Regions from separate parts of the Homo sapiens genome. Here region 2 is linked to region 1. A link is a loop called in an ENCODE intact Hi-C map of the cell type or tissue named here. Cell type or tissue: heart right ventricle. All regions are shown on one strand. Each heading gives the region's core, and the rest is flanking DNA. Links, peaks and the distances in the headings are about the cores only.

The links. A loop is a pair of places that touch in the nucleus more often than their neighbours do. Peaks named below come from ENCODE experiments on the same cell type or tissue, not always from the same donor. Only the 100,000 strongest peaks of a DNase experiment are listed, where the experiment ranks them.
Region 2: a loop joins it to region 1, with 6 times the contacts of the local background. A loop is called at or near these places in 25 of 110 quality-filtered maps.

The regions. Positions count from the first base shown.
Region 1 is chr13:52,965,146-52,970,829 of GRCh38, reverse strand. No RefSeq gene overlaps it. Among named protein-coding and RNA genes, the nearest start is that of OLFM4, 61 kb to the left of the region's middle. In heart right ventricle, for the core only: a CTCF peak has its summit at 2,548; a DNase peak (open chromatin) is centred at 2,549; H3K27me3 peaks cover 1,499 bases.
Region 2 is chr13:52,606,623-52,612,306 of GRCh38, reverse strand. No RefSeq gene overlaps it. Among named protein-coding and RNA genes, the nearest start is that of LINC00345, 9.1 kb to the right of the region's middle. In heart right ventricle, for the core only: a CTCF peak has its summit at 2,771 (motif pointing left); DNase peaks (open chromatin) are centred at 3,006 and 3,046; H3K27ac peaks cover 1,429 bases.

The sequences.
Region 1 (5,684 bases), core at 207-5,206:
CATTCCAGCCTGGGCAACAGACTGAGACCCTGTCTCAAAAAAAATAAAGATATAAATAAAGACATAAACAATAGCCACTACCCTGGCTTCAACCAGAGGGAGAAGCTAGGGAAAGAAGGAAGGGATGATATGAAGGAGATATTCAATCCAATGCCCTGCCTCAATTAAATCTTAAAAACTCTTTAGTCAATGGATGGCAAACATACAAATATACAGTACTGCCTCTGAAGGCCTCAGAGTACCTAACATTCTGGTAATCTGTACACTGTGGGCACAATCAGGACTTTCTGGAGTGATCATGAAGATAAACATACACCTGCTACTTAATAATTTGCAGATGAACCAGGCCTCTAATTGAATGCGTAATCTCTTCTGAGACACTTCAATGTCCTTTAATGAAAACCCAAATGACCACTGATAATGTCTGCTACCACTGATTTGATTTGGTGAAAAGATGGCACATAAAATTGTTGAAGGTCACCTGGGATCTCACACCTTCTCCCAGTTCCTTCAGCCTGGCCTCACTCTGGCTAGAAGACTTTAAGATTGACAACAGAATTTATCCATCAGCTGTCCCAGCAGCTCACTGCCATGGATAATTAGCCACTGGCTGTTTATTTACATAACTTCAATTTGCCTAGGAACCCACAGCTTATTTATTCCAATAAGCAGACATTGTGCACCTATATAAATGGGAAGAGAAAATGCATGACTTTTTTATGGAAACAGGATTTTTGTTAATAAACATACATGTGATAGTGGTAGATTATAATCAATATTGGACTTGGTGTTTTAGAACTGTCTTCCATTTGAAACATAATAAAACTGTATTAATTTGAAACTTTAAGGACCAGAAAAAAACTTAACCAACTTAACTCACTTCAGAGTATCTCATATTTTTGCTCAAGAAAGAATGGGGCATCAGGCTGCTGAAGAAAAGCAGTTGGCTCCAATCAAGCATGATTTTGAATAACCAATATTGATTTAATGAGGTTTTACTTTATATCAGCATTTCAGGCAGCACTATTCTAGCTGCACAACCTTCCAAGGTCAAGCCCAGAGGTTTGCCCCTTACCTGAGGTGGAAAATAATGAAATCCATTTTCCCCTGGGGAAAAAAATATCTATAAATCACATTTTCCACACCTCACGTGGCTGCCGCAAATGGCCCCACTATACAACATGTCTATCTGTCACTCCTTCAGCTGCCTCAAGGAGACTCCATTAGACTCTGGGGAGAGGAGCAGCAGGAAGGAAATGACAGCTGGGGCATCAGACTGACAGTTGGAGCATGGGCTGTGCTGCAGCGAGGCTGGGAGTTTAGGGAAAGACTCTCTAGTATCTGAGGGTTGTTTTCTTCCCCTAAGTAAAATGAGCATGAGCCGTGAGAGTCAGTCAGCCTAAAAATGGGAGCAGCATCTGAATACAAAGGTTACAGGCTAGATGGCTTCTTCACACTGCTCTTTATTTTAAGATCAAGATTGTCGGTGGCAGTCCTACCGTTCTGAATTTCTATGTGTTGCCCTGTATTGCAATTAATCAAAATACGTAGCATCATAACACCAATTGGTGGTCTTATCACATAGATTGTAAATCATCCACAGAACTCCGAGTCATTATTGGAGCTGAATTTACACATTGCCTTTATGGAACTCTGGGGTTATGTAAAGATGTTCCTGGAACTCAATACACAGATGAGTCTCTGTGCCCTAAGATAAGAGTGGGGAGATTTGGAGCTGTTGCCAAGCCCCCTCAACAATGGATTCAAACTCTGCCTGAGCCATGTGTGGAATAAGAGCCTTGCCTCAGAGAATAGATGAGCACAGTTAATGCCTTGTGATATTGTAGGATTACATAGATTGTTTCCCGGTTACTTTTTTTAAAATTTTTATTTGTATTTCAATAGTTCTTAAGGTACAAGTGGGTTTTTGGTTACATGGATACCTTTTTTTGTTTTTGGTTTTTTTGGTTTTTTTTGTTTTTTTGTTTTTTTTTGACAAAGTCTCACTCTGTCACCAGTCTGGAGTGCAGTGATGCAATCTCAGCTCACTGCAACCTCTGCCTCCCAGGCTCAAGCAATTCTTCTGCCTCACTCTCCCAAGTAGCTGGGATTACAGGCACGCACCACCCAGCTAATTTTTGTATTTTTAGTAGAGAAAGGGTTTCATCATGTTGGCCAGGATGGCCTCGATCTCCTGACCTTGTGATCCGCCCGCCTCAGACTTCCAAAGTGCTGGGATTACAGGCATGAGCCACCACACCTGGCCGGATAAATTCTTTGGTGATTTCTGAGATTTTGGGGCACCCATCACCTGAGCAGTGTACACTGTACTCAATGTGTAGTCTTTTATTTCTCACCCCCTTCCAAGCTTTCCCCGTTACCACCGAGTCCCCAAAGTCCATTATATCATTCTTATGCCTTTCTGTCCTCATAGCTTAGCTCCCACTTATGAGTGAGAACTTAACGAAAGTGAGAATGTGATAGCTGGAAAGCTGTTTCTCAAGTTATGCAACATCCTAACGGCCACTAGAGGGTGCAGCAGGGACGATGCTGGAGCTGCCCTCTACCGGCGGTGCTGACAGAAAGGGAGCTGTCCAGGGACCCAGGTGAAGAGGGGAAACTCAAGGAGAGGCCAGGTAACTGGAGCTGTGCAAAGCTGCGGTGCCTGGCTGCTGCCATTTGGTGGAGGTGGAGGAAAGTCGGCAAATCCCTACAAGGGAACTACTAGGTTTGGAGCTCAGAGAGTAGGGGTGGGGTTGCAGCCAGCTAAAAAAGTCCTGTCCTAAGATTGCTGGCACAGGGATTGCTGTTATAGTCTCAAGAAAATGACTTCTTCACTTTTCCAGATACATTGCACAAGATTAACAACATGTACAGTTGTGTGTGCATTTTCGTGAATTATCCTAAATGATCTACTTTTATATCCTAGCCTCTATTGATGGGTGACATTATGGAGGACAGTCACTTCGGAACCATAAGCCCTGGATGTCTCTAGCACACCATCCACCACCGTCTACCACCCGATGCTATTTCTTGTCCCTAATTCCTCTTTGCCTTTCTCTCCACTAAAGCCTTCATTCCCATTCACTCATTCTCACTCATCACCTTTCTACTCATTAAGCACCTATTACGTGCTAGAGCTGGGATTACAGTAGTAGGAGAGAGGAAAGGCACAGCTGCTGACCTCAAAGAATTCACCATCTTACCCTCCTTCTGCACTCCCTATTACTCCATGGAGGAGGGGAGGGTGATAGGGTGAAATATAATTTGAAAAAATATTTGGGGGCCAGATAGTGAAAAGCATTAACTGTCATGCCAAGGATTTCAGATCTCATCTCATGGCAATGGGAAGCCATGAAAGATTTTAAGCAGGAGATTTAGATCCAGCTTTGACTTGCATAAAGATATGGAGGCTAAAAAGTGTTCAACCTTATTAGTAATGTGATTAGAACTTCAAAATAGAATATTTACCTAAAGGATTGCTGAAGTTGTTTTTGAAGACAATAATTAGCTTTGGGAAGGATTCCTTAAAATTAACAATCCCTTATCGGCAAGAATGAAATTTGGTATAATCTCTGAGGCTAATTTGGCATATCCATCAAATACACAAAATATTGCATCCCTCTTGACCTGAAAATGGTATGAATCCAATGAGAAATGATAGAAACATAACCTAATGTAGGGACAGAGAGGTTTAAAAAAAGGACAATACTGAGAAGAGTTTATTCTAGAGACAAAAGTCATAAAACCCTGTAATTGATTGTATTGGGGATGATAAATAAAAGGAAAGAGTTGAATATGACTTCATGGGTTGTAACGTAGGCAACTAGATCTATGTAGATACTCTAAAATTACAACAATTGGAGCAGAAAGAGGGAGAAATTGTGAGAGCAATTAAAAGTTAACTGCTGGACATTTGGGAGCACAGAGTATGTAAGGAGAAATATCTGTGGGACGCCCAGATGAAAAGTTTAATTGGATATGAAGATTTCTAAAGAAGGAATTTGGAAAGCATTTGTGATATTTAAGAAGAGTGTCAAGTGGTGAAACTGGAAATCATATTGCAAAGACCAAAATAATGAAAGACAAGTAAAGAAGAATCAAGGGCAGGTTATAGAGGTAGGGTACTAGCTTGAAGGAGAACAGAATCAAGGGAATGATTTGCTAGCGTCCAAGAGTTTTTCAGTGGAAGTAGCTTGCAAAAATGTCAAAGCTGCATGGGAGCACCCAGTAGAAGGGGAGAAAGAGAAACATTTAAAGTGATAAGGTTAAGTTTATCAGATTTTGCAAATAAAACTATAATACAAGACACTCGGTTAAATTAGAATTTTGGATAAACAATGAATAATTTTTAGCTCTGTGCAATATTTGGGACACAGTTATACTAAATATGTTGCTCACTATTTGTCTGAAATCCTAATTTAACCAAGTGTCCTGCATTCCGTCAGGCAATCCTAGGCAGGGCAAACAAGGAAGGAACCAGGAGCTGAGGAAGAAAGACAAACCTGGGAAAGACTGTGGGGTGTGTCGGTTCTGAGAAATGGGAGAGAAAAGAAGGAACAGTGAAGAGAAAACTATTTCAATGTAGGGAGCTCTGAAATCATGCCCTCTATTTTCTCAAAGCTGGAGGTCAGGTCATCTGCAGAGAGTGGGCAAGTCAGAGGTCAGCATGGAGATCTGATGGGGAGATGTAAAAGCTAGAAGCATCAACTGTGGCGAGAGGAACGGAGCGTCCCCCAGGGACAGGTCTGCCAGAAGCACTGAGGGTGCGCTGGTTCTGGAGCTGTGCATCTGTACAGGGCAGGGTGGAATAAAATGAGGCTTGAGGGCCAGGTCAGGCAGGGCCTCATAGGACATGTGAGCAAGTTTTACATTTCATTCTCATCAGGAAATTGGAAGTAAGCGAGTCAGCAGAGTTGTGTGTGTGTGTGTGTGTGTGTGTGTGTGTGTGTGTGTGTGTGTACATCCTCTGGCTGCTGAAAGAATTAAAGGTGGGCAAGAGCGGCTGTTGGGATACCAATGGGGAGAATAGGATAGTAGTTCAGGAAAGAGATAGCAGAAACCTGGACTGCAGGGTTGGGAGAGTAGTGAAGAGAGAAGACAGAGAAAGAAGGGGGAGGAGGAGAAGGAGAAAGAGGGAGAGAGAGAGAATAATCTAGTCTTAGATTTGGCAATGACTAGATTTGGGAACATGATTAGGAAAAGGGAGGCAAAGGAGAGGTGTTCAAGATAATTCCCTAGTTCCTGACATAAACAAATGAGCAAATGAGCAAATAAAGAACACTGACATAAGGAAAACCAAAGGAGAAAGTGATGTGGCAGAAAGGGCACTAAATCCAGCCTTGACACTCACACTCCCTTAGAACCATGAGGGGAAGTAGAGATGGCATGGATTATGACACCTACCTATTCTTTGAGCATCTCGGGACCAAGCGATTCACATTCCTATGTGAACTCTACAACAATTTACAGGGAGGATGTTATTATCCCCATGAGGCAGAATAATATTTGGAATGATTAATTGATTTTCTGCTTTGCTCTGGATACTGTGCTTTCTTTCACCTCTTCACTGCTCCCAATTCAAGCAACTGGACCAGTCAATACTTATCGCATTAGGGGGCAGATGAAACAGGTAGAAAGCAAAGCAAAGAAAAAAATATTCTGGCATTCCATTCTAAAGATTC
Region 2 (5,684 bases), core at 313-5,312, 360 kb after region 1:
TTATTTAATTACTACATGAATTCTAAGAAACACTTTAGATCTAGTAAATAATACATCTTGGAAAGATCTAAGTGAATAAATAATACATCTACAAAGATTCAGAAAAATTGAGAATATTCTGTCCATCTGCATGAAGTAATCAGTAGTTCATGCTAGTGGATGACACACAAAAAGGTAAACCATGAAGCCACTTCTCCCAAGTGGCAGGATGGCAGAACACGAATGTCATGGCCCAGGTGAGGCTTACATGCTCTGTCACTACTTTGCTTTTCCAGCAAAATGTATCCTATTCTGCTGTTTGTTTTATACCATTTTCCATCATACTTGTCTATGTACTTGACAAGCAATCAAATGTAATTTTTAATTGCTTTTTAGTCACTAGAATTGCCCATATACGTGACTTCATTTCCCAATAAATGTCTGTAAATCTGTGTCTTTTATGTTCAAAGTAATCCTTTCCCCTAAAATCAACTATGAATTAACTTTCAATGCCTCTGTGTAAAAAAAGTACATAAGACTGTTTCCAACAAAATCAGGGGGCAGCATAAATAGCTGCAATGTGTTAATGAGACAATAACACCACTGACTGCCCACTGCACACTGAACAATTTACACCCTCATCTCATTTAATTTCCTCAATGACATCAGGATTATCCAACAAGGGCAGTCATGTGTCTCAGCAGGTGTATGAAAACCTGTAATGAGGAGTCCAGGAATGGTCAATATTTGGAAATCCAACTAGCCAGGCCAGCAATGGCCTCAGTTTTCTGAGGTTTGCGCTTTGTGAAATAAGCCTGCAGAATAAACCCAGTTGTCCAGCAGTTTCAGCTACCTACTTCTATTCACTTGTGGCTCTACTAGCAAAAGTATTAAAGGATTATGGACATCTTTCCAAAGGCAGTGTACTAGCTAAAGGCACAGAAAGAAGGAGAGAATGAGGCTGGATGGGCTTACTGGGGGCATAACTCATCGTGAGGTTTCCTGATCTGGGTGAGGGATGATGTGTGTGGTATATACTGGATGTGGTATTTCCTTTCTTTTTTCTTAGGTGGATTAAGAGCTGTTTCGTCAGGCCGGGCACGACAAAACAGGGATCACGCCTGTAATCCCAGCACTTTGGGAGGCCGAGGCAGGTAGATCACAAGGTCAGAAGATTGAAACCATCCTGGCTAACATGGTGAAACCCCGTCTCTACTAAAAATACAAAAAATTAGCCGGGCGTGGTGGCAGGCGCCTGTAGTCCCAGCTACTCGGGAGGCTGAGGCAGGAGAATGGCATGAACCCAGGAGGCAGAGCTTGCAGTGAGCCGAGATCACACCAGTGCGCTCCAGCCTGGGCGACAGAGCGAGACTCCATCTCAAAAAAAAAAGAGCTGTTTTGCCTCTGCATCTTCACAACACAGCCTAAAACAGCCTCAAACACAGCCTAAAACAGCACTTTAGGAGGCCAAGGTGGGTGATTACTGGAGCCCAAGAGCTCAAGACTAACCAGGGCAACATGGTGAAACCTCATCTCCACAAAAAATACAAATCAATAAACAAATTAGGTGGGCATGCCGGTGTGTGCTTGCAGTCCCACCTACTCTGGAGGCTGAGGTGGGAGGATTGTTTGAGCCCAGGAGGCAGAGGCTGCAGTGCCACTGCACTTCAGCCTGGGTGACAGAGCAAGAGCCTGTCTCAAAAAAAACAACAACAGCAAAAGATGAACATACGTGCATGTTTATATAATATATAGGTAGATGATATTAGTGTAACTGTATAACACTATGTGAAAAATGAAGCTTTAGTCCCCTTGGAACACACAGGTGAGTATGACTTGTTCCCTGCTTCAAGGGGCTGGTGATCTAGCAGAGATCACAGATGTGGAGCAGGTAAACTAACAAGATAGGCAATGCAACAGGTGCCAGGCCTGTGGAGGCCCAGAGAGGTTGCACCCAGATGGATGAGTTTCCTAGATTTCATTAGCTTCTTCACAAGCGCTTTAGTGCCCAAAGCCAAAGGACAAAGTAAGAGGGAGGAGCATGGAGAGGCCCACAGCAGGAGGACTTACGGGAGATGGGACTGAAGACGAAGTGGTTTCGTGTCCTTCAAATTAGATTGTCTAGGTACTTGTCTTTCCCCTCCACGTAAGATGACTCATTCTTAGTATATTCATGTGTAAAACTGCTTTGGATTTTAGGTACATGGAAGACCAGGATCATGTCACACTAGTGTGTATTGCACAGCATATGACATAGAACTATGTTGAAACAGTGCTTAGCACATGACTTTTGGAGACGACAGAGATATGACCAGGCAGAACTGTCCTCAGGTCAATTTCTAAAGTGCATGAGAGTACTCTGGTTCCCCCAGCCCATCCTCTTGCCTTCTTGTACTCATTCTCCCCCGTCCCTTGGCCCCTCTCTATGTTGCCTTTTAGCTTCTCAGAGCCTCCTTGCTTTGGGTCTCACCCAGACCTGACACCTTTGCCGAGACCTCTCTAAATTAGCCTTTCGTCCCCTCTCCTACCTGTCAAACTGCTCTCTCATCTATCCACCAAGGGGAGGGCTATGTTGTTAAACTAACACTAATGTATGAAAGCCCACATTGCTAGCTAACACTTGTACTATCTCATAAAAGTTAATTTTTAAAAGAGGTGCTTTCAAATTTCAATAAGCAAAGGCTACAGCTGAGATTATTTTCTTTTTGCTTTCCTGGCCTCTGAAGTTATGCTTTCAGGAAACTGCTTTCTGTCTAAGTGTTAACCCAAGCTGGCCCTTAGATGCATTTGTTATGTTCAAGTGCCCTCTGGAGGCAAAAATAGTCTCCTGTTAGATAAAAGACATGCCTGCCAATGACCCACAAATTACTGGCCCCTGTGCTGTGGGGTCCATTCATTCCCGTCTTTGTGCATTCCCAGCACAGCCCTGCCTCAGGGCCTTCAGCTTAGGCATGGAAAATTCTTTGGCCTGGAATAGCTGTCCCAAAGACTGTCCCATGACTGATTCCTTCATACCATCCACTTCAGCTCAGCAGTGCTTTCTCAGCCGTGCACCGCATCTAGCCAAGTCGACCTTCCCATTCTGTCATGTAGCGCTGTTTCCTTGTCTTCCGGCACTCAGCACTATCTGAAATAATCTTCCATTCACTCAACACGTTCATCAAGTGCCTGACCTAGGCCCTGTCTCATGCACTTGGGATAGATCAAGGTACAAATGCAACAAGTTCCCTGCCCTGGCGGAACGTACAGGTCTTGGGAATCACATTGTTTCCTTTTTCATCATCAGCCTCCCCGCTGGAATGTAAGCTCAGTGAGAGTAGGGATCCCTCATCGAGGGGGCAGCCTCATTTACTACCTTATCCCAAGAGCCTGGAACTGTGCCTGGTACATCCTTCATGGTCAATCAATATTTGTGGAATGAATAAACAAATGTTTATATTAGCCAGGCACAATGGCTGAGGTGAGAGGTTAGCTTGAGGCCAGGAGTTGGAGACCAGCCTGAGCAACATAGTGAGACCTCTGTCTCATGAAGAAATTTTTTTAAGTTTATATTTTCTATCAGGATACACAACTAACATTTTAAACTTATTTTGCTGTGACAAAGTTCATTCATTCCATTATCACAAGTCTACAAAATGAGACAAACTGTATACCTCATTATTATTCAAATGATCAATAACAACCATAGTTAGCATTTATTGACCACTAAGTATTAGACACTATAATAGTGCTTTATTTGTATTTTCTCATCTTCACAAAATTTCCTGAGGCAAGTAACACCATTTTTCACTTTTAAGATGAGAAATTTGAGGCTTACAGGAGCTTCTCACTATCACAAAGTCATCAGGTGGGAGAGCCAGCTTTTGAGGACCGGACAGTCGACCCAGAGTCCATGCTGTCAGCCTCCTCCACACAGCTACGTTCACATCAGGAAGTCTGTATTACTCAGCGGCTCCCTCTACCATCCTCTAAAGAAATCCTGCACTCTCTTAGCAGGGCCTGTGAGACCCCTCAAGATCAGCCCTGCCTCCTTCGCTAGTCTCCTTCCCATTACCTCTCCTCCCACCCTGACGGGAGCCCCTGCAGCTCCCAGACACGGCCATGCCTTCCCCCACCTCCTTGCCATCCAATGCTGCGTTTCCTTCTTCCTCCCTGCCTAACTCCTACTCCTACTTCAAGGCTCAGCTCTTGCCCCAAGCTCTAGAACCTTTCCTGGTCCTCTGGGCTGGGTTCTGTGCCCATGCTCTACTGCTCCCAGCCCCCTGTGCCTGGCTTTGTGATTCTCAGTGAACGAAATGAGGTGCGGCTTTTCATCTCCAAATTTCTGGTGCTTAATTGGAACAGAGAGATTGACTAAATACTTTGAATGACAGAGCATTTAAGAATTGGCCATGTTTTACAAATTTAGGCACAGTGAGGCAAACAATCCCATTGTAAATAAGAGGGTTAGTGCTGGGCACGGTGGCTCACACCTGTAATCACAGCACTTTGGGAGGTTTAGATGGGAGGATTGTTTTGAGGCCATGAGTTTGAGAACAGCCTGGTCAATATAGTGAGACCTCCTTCTCTACAAACAAACACACAAACAAAATAATTAAAAATTAGCCAGGCAGGGTGGCACAGGCCTGTGGTCTCAGCTACTTAGGAGGCTGAGGTGGGAGGATCATTTGAGTCTCGGAGCTCAAGGCTGCAGTGAGCTATGGTCACGCCACAGCACTCCAGCCTGGGTGACAGAGCAAGACCTTGTGTCTTAAAAAAATTAAAAAAGGTTAGAATGTGGCCCATGGAAGTCCTCAAAGGTACAATCGCATGAAGCTGAGAAGCAGCAGCATGGAGCAGGGGGTACTCAAAGCATCAACTGGCAGAACCAGATCTTTCCTCTCATTCCCACCCCAAGAGACTTTTCCGATTCATCCAGCTGGAAGCAGAGAGGCTAGGATTTCCCTCTCAGGTGTCTGATCCAGAGCTTGCATGCTAATCTCTAAGGCAATGGCATCTCAACTCTGCTGGACCTTTATTTGTGTGTCCTTTCAATGGTTATATTTGCCTGTGTTTGCCCAGAATAACTAATTTAATGAAAGCATTTTAAAAAGATGTTTATAAATGGCTAAATATCTAGTGATAGGTGCCATACAAATATTTAGATACCAACGGTCTAAATCCAGATTATTTTTACTGGGGGAACCATTATTAATGTAATTATAAAATAGTACATTGTGGAAATGTACACACAAGAGAGAAGGAGAGAGAGAAGAGAAAGAGAGAGAAGCTGCATACACTTGCTATTTCACAACAATGATGCAATCCAACAGTTTACAAAGATAATTCCTTTAGACAGATACTGACTAAAACTCACCAGGGGCAGGGCCCTGGGCCCAGCAAGGAGTTAATCACAGCTCCTGGGCCTCAGCAGGGAACACTGAGTAAGATACAGGTACTTGCCCTTGCTGGGCTTGATAGCTCACAACTGTAATCCCAGTGCTTTGGGAGGCCAAAGCAAGAGGATTGCTTGAGACCAGGAGTTCAAGAGCAGCCTGGGCAACATGGCAAAAACCCATCTCTACAGAAAAATACAAAAATTAGCTGGGGGTGGTGGCGCACGCCTGTAGTCCCAGCCATTCAGGACACGGACATGAACCTGGACCCAGGAGTTCGAGGCTGCAGTGAGCTGTGATCATGCCACTGCACTCAGGCCTGGGTGGCAC